2 separate regions of the Homo sapiens genome follow, and region 2 is linked to region 1. The links are chromatin contacts, found by Hi-C or POLR2A ChIA-PET in ENCODE. All regions are on one chromosome and are shown on one strand. Each heading gives the region's core, a stretch centred on a gene start or an enhancer-like site at or near the end of the contact. The rest is flanking DNA. Distances are from core to core; before and after follow the strand shown.

Region 1 (5,185 bases), core at 1,850-4,349:
GGACCCTTGCACCCTGGAGCCACAAGCCTGGGGTCCCCCATCCCGGTGCCTCCAGGGCCACCTGCTGTGGAAGACGTTTCCCTGGATCTAGAGGATGAGGAGGGGGAGGAGGAGGAAGAGTATCTGGACAAGATCAACCCCATCTATGATGCTCTGTCCTATAGCAGCCCCTCTGATTCCTACCAGGGCAAAGGCTTTGTCATGTCCCGGGCCATGTATGTGTGAGCTGCCATGCGCCTGGCGTCTCACATCTCACCTGTTGATCCCTTAGCTTTCTTGCCAAGGATCTAGTGCCCCCTGACCTCTGGCCAGGCCACTGTCAGTTAACACATATGCATTCCATTTGTGATGTCTACCTTGGTGGCTCCACTATGACCCCTAACCCATGAGCCCAGAGAAATTCACCGTGATAATGGAATCCTGGCAACCTTATCTCATGAGGCAGGAGGTGGGGAAGGTGCTTCTGCACAACCTCTGATCCCAAGGACTCCTCTCCCAGACTGTGACCTTAGACCATACCTCTCACCCCCCAATGCCTCGACTCCCCCAAAATCACAAAGAAGACCCTAGACCTATAATTTGTCTTCAGGTAGTAAATTCCCAATAGGTCTGCTGGAGTGGGCGCTGAGGGCTCCCTGCTGCTCAGACCTGAGCCCTCCAGGCAGCAGGGTCCCACTTACCCCCTCCCCACCCTGTTCCCCAAAGGTGGGAAAGAGGGGATTCCCCAGCCCAAGGCAGGGTTTTCCCAGCACCCTCCTGTAAGCAGAAGTCTCAGGGTCCAGACCCTTCCCTGAGCCCCCACCCCCACCCCAATTCCTGCCTACCAAGCAAGCAGCCCCAGCCTAGGGTCAGACAGGGTGAGCCTCATACAGACTGTGCCTTGATGGCCCCAGCCTTGGGAGAAGAATTTACTGTTAACCTGGAAGACTACTGAATCATTTTACCCTTGCCCAGTGGAATAGGACCTAAACATCCCCCTTCCGGGGAAAGTGGGTCATCTGAATTGGGGGTAGCAATTGATACTGTTTTGTAAACTACATTTCCTACAAAATATGAATTTATACTTTGACCAGGTCTTGCCTTTTCTGTGGGATGTGAAGGGGATGGGGTGAGACATGAAGGGGAATGAGGAAGGAGTCTAAGGGCTTGAGAGAATCAGTGAACTGGGGTCAAGAGAGTTAAAGACAAAAACAAAGGGACCAAAGATACAAAATAAGAATTGAGAGAGTAATGAGCAAAAATGTATCAATCAAAAACAAAATTTTTTTTTTTTTTGAGGCGGAGTCTCGCTCTGTCGCCCAGGCTGGAGTGCAGTGGCATGATCTCGGCTCACTGCAAGCTCCACCTTCTGAGTTAACGCCATTCCTCTGCCTCAGCCTCCCGAGTAGCTGGGACTACAGGCGCCCACCACCACGCCCGGCTTATTTTTTGTATTTTTAGTAGAGACGGGGTTTCACCGCGTTAGCCAAGATGGTCTCGATCTCCTGACCTCGTGATCCACCCGTCTCGGCCTCCCAAAGTGCTGGGATTACAGGCGTGAGCCACTGCGCCCAGCCCTAAAAACAGAATGTTGAGTAATGGAATGGGGAGGGGTCCAGGGCATGCTGTTTAATGAACATTCATAATTGCAACAGCAGTATGATGAATGGGACAAAGATAAAAATAGCAATTGGCCAGATGCAGTGGCTCATTCCTGTAATTCCAGCACTTCGGGAAACTGAGGCGGGAAGCTCGACTGAGTCCAGGAGTTAAGAGACCAGCCTGGGAAACACAGTGAGACCCCGCCTCTACGAAAGTTAGCCGGGCGTGGTGGCACGCACCTGTAGTTCAGCTACTCTGGAGGCTGAGGTAGGAGGATCGATTGAGGCCAGAAGTTCAAGGCTGCAGTAAGCTATGATGGCGCCACTGCACTCCAGCCTGAGTGACAGAGTCCAACCTTGTCTTTAAAAAAATAAAAATTAAAAAAGCAGTAACGAAAGTATAAGAGGCTCAAGTTTAATGAATAAACGGCAAGTAAAAGTAGACTAAAGGCAAAATCATGAATAATGTTGTAATAGGAGCCCAAGGCATGACGGATAATAAACCTGAATGAATGGGCCAGAGGCAGAGTGATGAATAATGGAAAAATAGGGACCGGGGGCAAGGGAGGTAACGGACAGGAGTTCATGGATCCAAAACATGATGGCTAATTAGAGAAGGGCCGGAAGAACGACGAAAGTGAGCAGGCAGGCTGGAGCTAAAAGTAGTCTGGGCAATGAAGCTCAAATGAATGGGGCAGAGGCATGATGGGTAATGGGAGAGGAATGAATGGGCCAAAGATAGAAGCCGCAGTGACGCGAGGAACAAGAGGCATGATGGGTAACGAAAGGGGTGGGTCTAAGGCAACTGTTTCGCTAAGAGGTGATGAGGGCATTGTGGGTAACGAGGAGCAGCGCAGGGTTCGCAGAACAGATTAGAATTCTCCCGAGGCACTCTGGGAAGGGCCAGCACTTCCGGTTTTAGGTCGGCTACTCCGAACCAGAGGTGGGGTGGGGGCCCGGCTGCCGCGGTGCCTGGTGGGACGCGAGGCCTGACCTTGCTGCCTAGCCGCCTCTGCCGCGCAACCCACCTTTACCTGTCCTTCGACCCTGGAACGTTAGCCAATGAGAGTACCAAGCTGATACGCCACCAAGGTCGACCCCGTACACGCTGGAGCCAATCAAAATGCTGCAAGGGTCAAAGCCGACCAATTATCACAGCAACCTCGCCGCGGGGCGGAATCAAAAGAGGGCCTCCTCCAGGAGAGAGGCGGGGCGATGCCTCAGCGGGCGTGGCAAAATGCTCAGCACAGACCAATGGCGGGTTAGCACCGGAACCCGCGGCGACGCGAGCCAATAGGCGCAGGCGCTGCGAGCCAATGGGAAGGGTGGGAGGGGCGCCGTGGCTACCCTGCGAGTGAGAACCAATACAAAAGGACATTTCAGGGAAAGTGGGCGGGACTTTATGCACAAGTCCAATGGGAAGACCGAGTCTTGACGCTGGTGGGCGGGCCTCAGGGCACACTAAACCAATGGGCTAGGTGGGGCGGGGCGACGGTGGTGGCGGCGGCGGCAGCGGGTTCGGTTGCGCGTGGCGCACGGGGTGGGAGCGGAGCCCAGGCCGGGAGCAGGCGCCGCCGCCAGTGAGAACCGGGGCCGGAGCCGGGTGCGGATTTGCTGGGGCTGAGTCGGGGGCGCGCGGGCCCTGACCTCTGCCCTCTGACCTCTCCCCTAGCAGGCGACCATGGGGAACGTGTTGGCTGCCAGCTCGCCGCCCGCAGGGCCGCCACCGCCGCCTGCGCCGGCCCTCGTGGGGCTGCCGCCACCTCCGCCCTCGCCGCCGGGCTTCACGCTGCCGCCGCTGGGAGGCAGCCTGGGCGCCGGCACCAGTACGAGTCGAAGTTCGGAACGGACCCCCGGGGCTGCAACCGCCAGCGCCTCAGGGGCCGCCGAGGATGGGGCCTGCGGCTGCCTGCCCAACCCGGGCACATTCGAGGAGTGCCACCGGAAGTGCAAGGGTGAGGGGCGAGGGGCCCCCGCTGGGCTGCGATGGCCTGGATCTCGGGGGAAGGGGGAGGACACTGGGGACTCTGGGATTTGGCGCGCACCATTGGAATTATTTAACAGCACTAGGAGGTGATGTTGGGATCGAATGGTGGAACGTTGGACTTGGGGCTTAGAATGATGGAATCAAATGCTGGAAACGGGATGGAATGTCATAGCAGTAGAGAAAAGCCTTTAGGGACCTGAGGAGCCCCGGGATCAGCCAAGCCAGACTTCTCTTGTGATCGGGAAGGCAACTGAGGCCCAAGGTCACGGTGTCAGCAAGGTGTCAGCGAGGTTCCTTGGGTATGGGACCCAAAGCCTCCGGATCCCAGCCTGGAGCAATTAGAGTAGTAGTAGTGGTGGAGATTTATGGAGTTCTGTTCTGGTGTTCATTATACGTTAACTCATTAGATCCTTGGGACAATTCTGTGTGGTGAGGGTCCCATCTTTCAGATGATGAGTTTGACCTAAAGTTGCTCAGCTTGGTGGCAGTGAGATTTGAGCAAGCAAAGGCCCTGGCCCTGTCTAACTAGGCTGTACTGCCTCTTTACAGGTGGAATCCTTTGTGAGATGTTCTGCTGTGGGTCTCTGGAGAGAGCTGGGGGTGGTAGGGAAGGAAGAGATGAGAGTTGGTGTGGGGTTGGAGTGGAGTGTGACAGCGTTTCTCTTCTCCAGAGCTGTTTCCCATTCAGATGGAGGGTGTCAAGCTCACAGTCAACAAAGGGTTGAGTAACCATTTTCAGGTGAGCCTTCCTGGTGTCCTTACCCACCAGAGATCGTCCCCGCCGTCCCCCTCCCTGCATCTGCACACTCGGCCCAATTACTCCTCCCTCAAGAGCTGGGCTCCCTGATACTTGAAAAGACTCGGAGATATAGTGCCAGACTGACTACTCAGTTTGGGGACCTAGAATCCAGAGGTACTGTCTCCCCATAGCAGCTAGGCTGGAGTGAAGGAACAGGTCTGTGGGCCTACCGGCAGCACCTCCTTTCTCTGAGTCTCTTAGTCAGGCCGTGCCTCCCAGTCTTCATCCCCTGCCCAGCCCAGAGACCTTGTCCTTGCCCTCTTCAGTGGGCAAGCCTATCTGTCCAGTATCGTCACAGCTCTCGCTTTCCTTCCAGGTCAACCACACAGTAGCCCTCAGCACAATCGGGGAGTCCAACTACCACTTCGGGGTCACATATGTGGGGACAAAGCAGCTGAGTCCCACAGAGGTGAGCTTCCTTTTTCATCCATTCATTGTATCCTTCTAATAACAAATTTGTAGCCAAATGTCAAGCTAAGACGGCCTCATCAGGAAAAGGTCACAGCTACCGAGAGCCTGGAGATGGGGATTGCATCTCTCCGAGGTGCACTGGGACACAAATAATTCCTTCATCCAGCAAACATCCGCCAAACCCCTGCTCTCTGCCTGGCCCCATGCTGAGCAGTGCTGGGGATGTGGCCACAGCCACCCTGTCACCAGACAGCGATGACCCAGGGTGGAAAGGGCTGGACTGTAGATCATGCAGAACTTTGAATGCCAGACTAGGCTTTGGACTTTCTCTAGGGGGTTGTGGAGAGTCATGGCATGGTTTGGTCAAGGGAAAGACGTGGTCCACAGGTTCCCGCTGTAGAAATCTCT
Region 2 (5,670 bases), core at 535-3,034, 2.6 Mb after region 1:
CCCTCCCAGACCTCTCCGCTCGGGCGTCCACCTTGAACCCCCATCAGCTCTCTGCACGCTCCGAACCTGTTTCCTTCTGGAAGTCACATTAACAACAGCTAACACTCTCAGAGATGTAACTCCACGCCAGGCTCAATTCTAACACTCATAGCAAATGGGAGGTAGGTTTGATTTGTGATCTCCTTTAGCAGGGAGACTAAACAATTTACCCAAAGTCATGAAGTAAGTGGCAGAGCTACTTGGGCTCTTGGCACTTCTAAGCCACTACAATTTATCACAGGATGGTCGTGTCAGCTTTTAGGAGCTAACGTGAGTTTTATGCCACGTCATATGTGTTAGTTCTGTCTCCCAGGCCTTTTCCCATCCCTCTTCTCAGCATGTCTCTGTCATCCCTATTACTCGAGGATCACACAGCAGGAATTTGATCCCCCGTTTTGGTTCTCTCAGTCCCCCTGTCTCTCCCTGTTATCCCTCCATCTCCTTGGCCAAGCCACCACCACGCATTCCCCCACCCAGGAGTCTCCAGCCTCAACCCAGGCCTCCTCAGGCTTTTTTCTTTCTTTCTTTCTTTTTTTTTTTTTTTTTTTTTGAGACAGAGTCTCGCTCTGTCCCCCAGGCTGTAGTGCAGTGGCTCGATCTCGGCTCACTGCAACCTCTACCTCCGGGTTCAAGTGATTCTCCTGCCCCAGCCTCCCGAGTAGCTGGGATTACAGGTACCCGCCACCAGGCCCAGATAACTTTTGTATTTTTAGTAGAGACGGGGTTTCACCATGTTGTCCAGGCTGGTCTCGAACTCCCCGCCTCAGATAATCTGCCCACCTCGGCCTCCCAAAGTGCTGAGACCTCCACAGTCTTGACTCCATCATCCCGGGTTCCTCCGTTCAGCTGTCCTTAAACTAGTCACTGCTAACCAGGGCCGTACTCACCCCATGCACCCCCCACACTTCAGACGCGGCTCACCGCTCCTAGGATCATCTAGCCCTGAGCCCCTCTGCCTGGTGTCAGCCCCCTTCAGCCTTCACCCTCACCGCCCAGGGCCCACGCAAATCCACTGCTCCAGGGGTTGAAAAGGTCAGTCCCTCGGGCAGGCGTCCTCAGCCCCAGGCCCCATCACTGCCGCCTGAGAGCCTTCAAACAGACTCCCCTAGAGCTCCGAAAAGCCTCTGGACCTGGCTTCTCTCCCGGACTCCCTCCGTCCCCCCAGGCCGGTCCCCTCCAAGGCTTCAGGACGTACTCCCTCGGTCCAGGTTCTCCCCCGCCCGCTGGCCTGTCTTCGGCCTGGGTCCCCTTCCTCGCCTCAAGATAGTGTCGCCTCGGTCCGTGTGTCCTCAGCCCAAATCCCTTCCGCCATGTCAGACCGTCTCTCCTCAAACCGTGTTGCCCCGGCCCAGGCTCTTGGCCCTCAGCCTGCGTCCCCTCTGCCGCCTCAGGCCATGTCACCTTATTGCAGGTTCCTCTCCGTCCCCTCGGCCCGAGCTCTGCGTGCCCTAACCCGCCACCTCCGAGCGTGACTCCTTCGTCCTCTCAGCCTAGGTCCCGGCCGACCCCTCAGCCCGGTTCTCACCCAAAGAGGCCAGAGAAGAAGGACTGCGAGTTCTTCACTTTGCGCTCCGCCTCGGCCAACAGCGCCATCGCCTCCGCTTCCTTCCCGGAATTGTCCATGGCGGCCACAAAGGGACTCAGCAAAGCGCCTGACCCTGACCCTGGGAAGACTCAGCCGCGGCCGGGCCGCGGAACACAGATCGGTAAAACTCGCCCGGCTGCGTTGACGTCGCACCGGCGCGCGTCGCTTGCGGCCAGGAACCACGTGACTAGCGCTGGCCAACCAGCGGCCTCGTAACGCCGCGCCCGCTCCGCCGGACACGCCCCCACCAGCCGCCGCACGCCGCCCGTGACTCGTGACCCCCCAATCGGCGTCAAGAGACCTCAACGCATGCGCACATACCGGCGAACGGCGCTCCACTCTCTCCCCAGCGCTCTGTACCTCACCTCCCACGTGACCCTGTGGAAGGCAATGGCAGTACCCCCCGCCGAGGCCCCGCCCCACGGTGTTGCTGCTGGATCCTCCTCCACCAATCAGCAGGAGCCCTCGGCTCGCGCTGGGGCGGGGGGTCCCCCACTCGCCCTCCCCGCGGAACTCTGGCACAGTCAGCTGACCGCAGACACTCACGTGACAGCTCGGGGCCCACGCCCGGGTTTGACAGTTCTGCGCAGAACTTAGTCCCGCCCCCGCGGCTGGTCTCGCCGGTTTCTTCACTTGGAAAGGCGTTTGTGGGAAAAGGAAACCGTTCTGCTTTTTCTTGCTCCCTCTGTCGGCCAGTACTAGAACTGCTTTGGGGAGACCGGTGAAGAGAGACTGCAAACAAAAACTTAAGAGGTTCTCTAACTCTGGTTTCATAAAAAATAGCTGAAGAGGGCCGGGCACGGTGGCTTACGCCTGTAATCCCAGCACTTTGGGAGGCCGAGGCGGGCGGATCACTTGAGGTCATGAGTTTGAGACCAGCCCGGCCAACATGGCGAAACCCCGCTCTACTAAAATACAAATATTAACCGGGTGTGGTGGCACACTCCTGTAATCCCAGCTACTGAGGAGGCTGAGAGAGGAGAATCGCTTGAACCGGGGAGGTGGAGGTTGCAACGGGCCGAGATCGTGCCACTGCACTCCAGCCTGGGCGACAGAGTGAGACTTAGTCTCAGAAAAAAAAAAAAAATAGCTGAAGAGAGCGTGTTAAAAAAAAATTCAGATTCGAAGATGGGCGCGGTGTCTCGTGCCTATAATCCCAGCTACTCGGGAGGCGAGAGGATCGCTTGGGCCCAGGAGTTTGAGTCTAGTTCAAGTCCCGCCTTGGGCAACATAGCAAGACTCTGTCTCTAAAAAAAAAAGTTTAGGCTCAAACACACCTCCTGCTGTCCCAGAAAATTGAGTTGCTGGTTTCTGAGACAGGGTCTCACTCTTTGGGTTGTTGGTTTTGGAGACAGGGTCTCGGTCTGTCGCCCAGGCTGGAGTGCAGCAGCACAATCATAGCTCACCTCAGTATAACTTTGTAGTGCCAGAAAGGAAGGAAGTATTCCACACGTGTGCTCACACACAAAATTAGGGGGTATGCCAAAGGAGCCAACTGAAAGAACTCCCAATGGCCAAAGCTGGAACAATTTGAGCATCAAAATAAAGTAGTATTGGATTATAATCCCAAACATAAAGTATCCATGAGCCTATGGTCATATAGATGAATATAGAACAAATAAATAAAGGGGGGAGAATAGACAAATAGTTTGTGCAGAAGAATTCCAAATAATCTGCGTAGATACTCTGCTCTCAAGAAGGTGAAGGATACCTCCCCATTCTGTAAGTATGGACTGTGCATAGTGACTTCCTTTCAAAGAAGAGGGTACAAGAAAGGGGAGAAAAAGCCTAAATTTACAGTGGAGAAACCTGACATTGACATCTAGGTGATTGAGGTTAACCTCAACATTGATAAGTCATGTGATTAAAATGGCTCTTTACTTCTGGGATCTTTCAATCTAATCATGAAAAAAACACTAGACAAATTCCAGTTGAGCCACATCCTCCAAAATACTTGCCCAGTACTCCTCAACACTGTTGGTGGGTGCAGTGTGTCACATCTGTAGTCCTGGTACTTTGGGAGGCCAAGGCAGGAGGATCACTTGAGGCCAGGAGTTTGAGACCAGCCTGTCCAACATGGGGAAACCCCGTCGCTACTGAAAATACAAAAAACTTAGCCCGGTGAGGTGGTGCATGCCTGTAATCACAGCTACTTGGGAGGCTGAGGCAGGAGGATCACTTGTACCCTGGAGGTGGAGGTTGCAGTGAGCGGAGATTGCCTCACTGCACTCCAGCCTGGGGGACAAGAGGGAGACTCCGTCTCAAACAAATAACACTGTCAAGTCATCAAAACAAGGAAAGCCTGAGAAACCATCACAGCCAAGGAGACGTGACTGCTAAATGTAATGTCTTACCTTCGGTGGGATCCTGGAACAGAAGGGCATTGAGTTAAAAAACCAAGGAAATTGGCCGGGTGCGGTGGCTCATACCTGTAATCCCACCACTTTGAGAGGCTGAGGCGGGTGGATCACCTGAGGTCAGGAGTTCCAGACCAGCCTGGCTAACATGGAGAAACACTGTCTCTACTAAAAATACAAACATTAGCTGGGCCTGGTGGAGGGCGCCTATAGTCCCAGCTACTCAGGAAGCTGAAGCAGAATTGCTTGAACCCAGGAGGTGGAGGTTGTGGTGAGCCGAGATTGTGCCACTGTGCTACAGCCTGGGTGACAGAGTGAGACTCCATCTCAAAACAAACAAAAACACTAAGGAAATCTAAATAAACTATGAAGTTTAGTTAATAATATTGTGCCATACTGGTTCATACGTGGTAATAAATGTACCATTCTAATATAAGATGTTAATCATAGGGGAAACTGGGGTATGTGGGAATTTTTTTTTGCTGTCATTGCAGTTTTTCTACAAATCTAAAACTATCCTAAAAATCTTCTTTAAATAAAACAGTTTCCAAGGCCGTACCCACAATGGTTCCAATTCTGAGTCTGTGGTGGGTCACAGGAATCTGCATTTTTAAAAAACAGAACCCTATATAATTAGGATGCAGCCAGACCTGGTGGTTCATGCCTGTAATCCCAACACTCTGGGAGACCAAGGCGGGAGGACCGCTTGAGCCTAGGAGTTAAGGACCAACCTAGGCAAAAAGCAAGATCCTATCTCCACAAAATTAAAAAAATTTTAATTACTCCTTGGGAGGCTGAGGTGGGAGGATTGTTTGACCCCAGGAGTTTGAGGCTGCAGTGAGCTATGACTGTGCCACTGCACTCCAACCGGGACAACAGAGTGAGACCCTGTCTCATCTCAAAAAAAAAAAAAAGTAAAATTAGGATGCAGATAATCCCGGGACCACAGTTTGAGAAACCGCTATTATCTAGGGGGTTGGCTGAGCCGAGCAAGGCATAAGAAGCCTTCCCCCAACTCTCTTCATACATGAATAGACTTGCCTGGACCACCTACTTGTGGTTGCCACTGTGTCCTGACCACAGAGCAGGTGGGGGTGAGCCTGGATTACCACAAGCGGTTTTGGTTCCATGTCTGTCAAAGCAACACTATGTAAAAGCTTCTGTTTAAGCTGTTCCATTTCAGGGTAATTTGTCATGCAGCAACAGATAATATAACCCCTCAGCCTTTTCAACCAGGGAATTTTTTTCCATTTCCAGAGTTCATTGGATTTATTTAGGATGGGATCCAAACAATATTAGCAATCACATGAGAGCTTGTTAACTAGTAGCCATTCAGTTCTTATGGTGCACCCTCCCAAGTGCTTAATTTACATTTTATTTCTATTTATTTATTTATTTTGACATGGAGTCTTGCTCTGTTGCCCAGGCTGGAGTGCAGTGGCACGATCTCTGCTCACTGCAACCTCTGCCTCTGGATTCAAGCAATTCTTGTGCCTTAGCCACCCAAGTAGCTGGGATTACAGTCATGTACCACCACACCTGGCTAATTTTGTATTTTATATTTTTAGTAGAGATGGGGTTTCACCATGTTGGCCAGGCTGGTCTCGAGCTCCTGACCTCAAGTGATCCGCCCACCTTGGACTTCCAAAGTGCTGGCATTACAGGCGTAAGCCACCACGCCTGGCCATA

What was found. Hi-C counts contacts between places; a loop is a spot of excess contacts on that map. ChIA-PET counts read pairs that join two places held with the same protein, here RNA polymerase II (POLR2A). Pooled maps may share reads with other maps.
Region 2: a pooled map shows a loop between it and region 1 (37-fold over the local background). The contact joins the promoter of NAPA here to the promoter of TOMM40 in region 1. A Hi-C loop is called at or near these places in 4 of 50 pooled maps. POLR2A ChIA-PET finds 5 or more read pairs at or near these places in 2 of 52 experiments (B cell and GM10248).

What each region holds. Positions count from the first base shown.
Region 1 is chr19:44,888,155-44,893,339 of GRCh38, forward strand. It overlaps TOMM40 (translocase of outer mitochondrial membrane 40), which reads left to right and starts at 3,100. Exons shown (of 9, transcript NM_001128917.2): 1 at 3,100-3,535; 2 at 4,239-4,306; 3 at 4,683-4,775. The coding sequence starts at 3,262. NECTIN2 (nectin cell adhesion molecule 2) reads left to right here. Exons shown (of 9, transcript NM_001042724.2): 9 at 1-1,069. The coding sequence ends at 225. RefSeq lists enhancers at 1,656-2,157, 2,327-2,486 and a silencer at 2,797-3,436.
Region 2 is chr19:47,513,279-47,518,948 of GRCh38, forward strand. NAPA (NSF attachment protein alpha) reads right to left here and starts at 1,785. Exons shown (of 11, transcript NM_003827.4): 1 at 1,565-1,785. The coding sequence starts at 1,662. RefSeq lists silencers at 1,734-2,073, 4,934-5,228 and an enhancer at 2,164-2,433.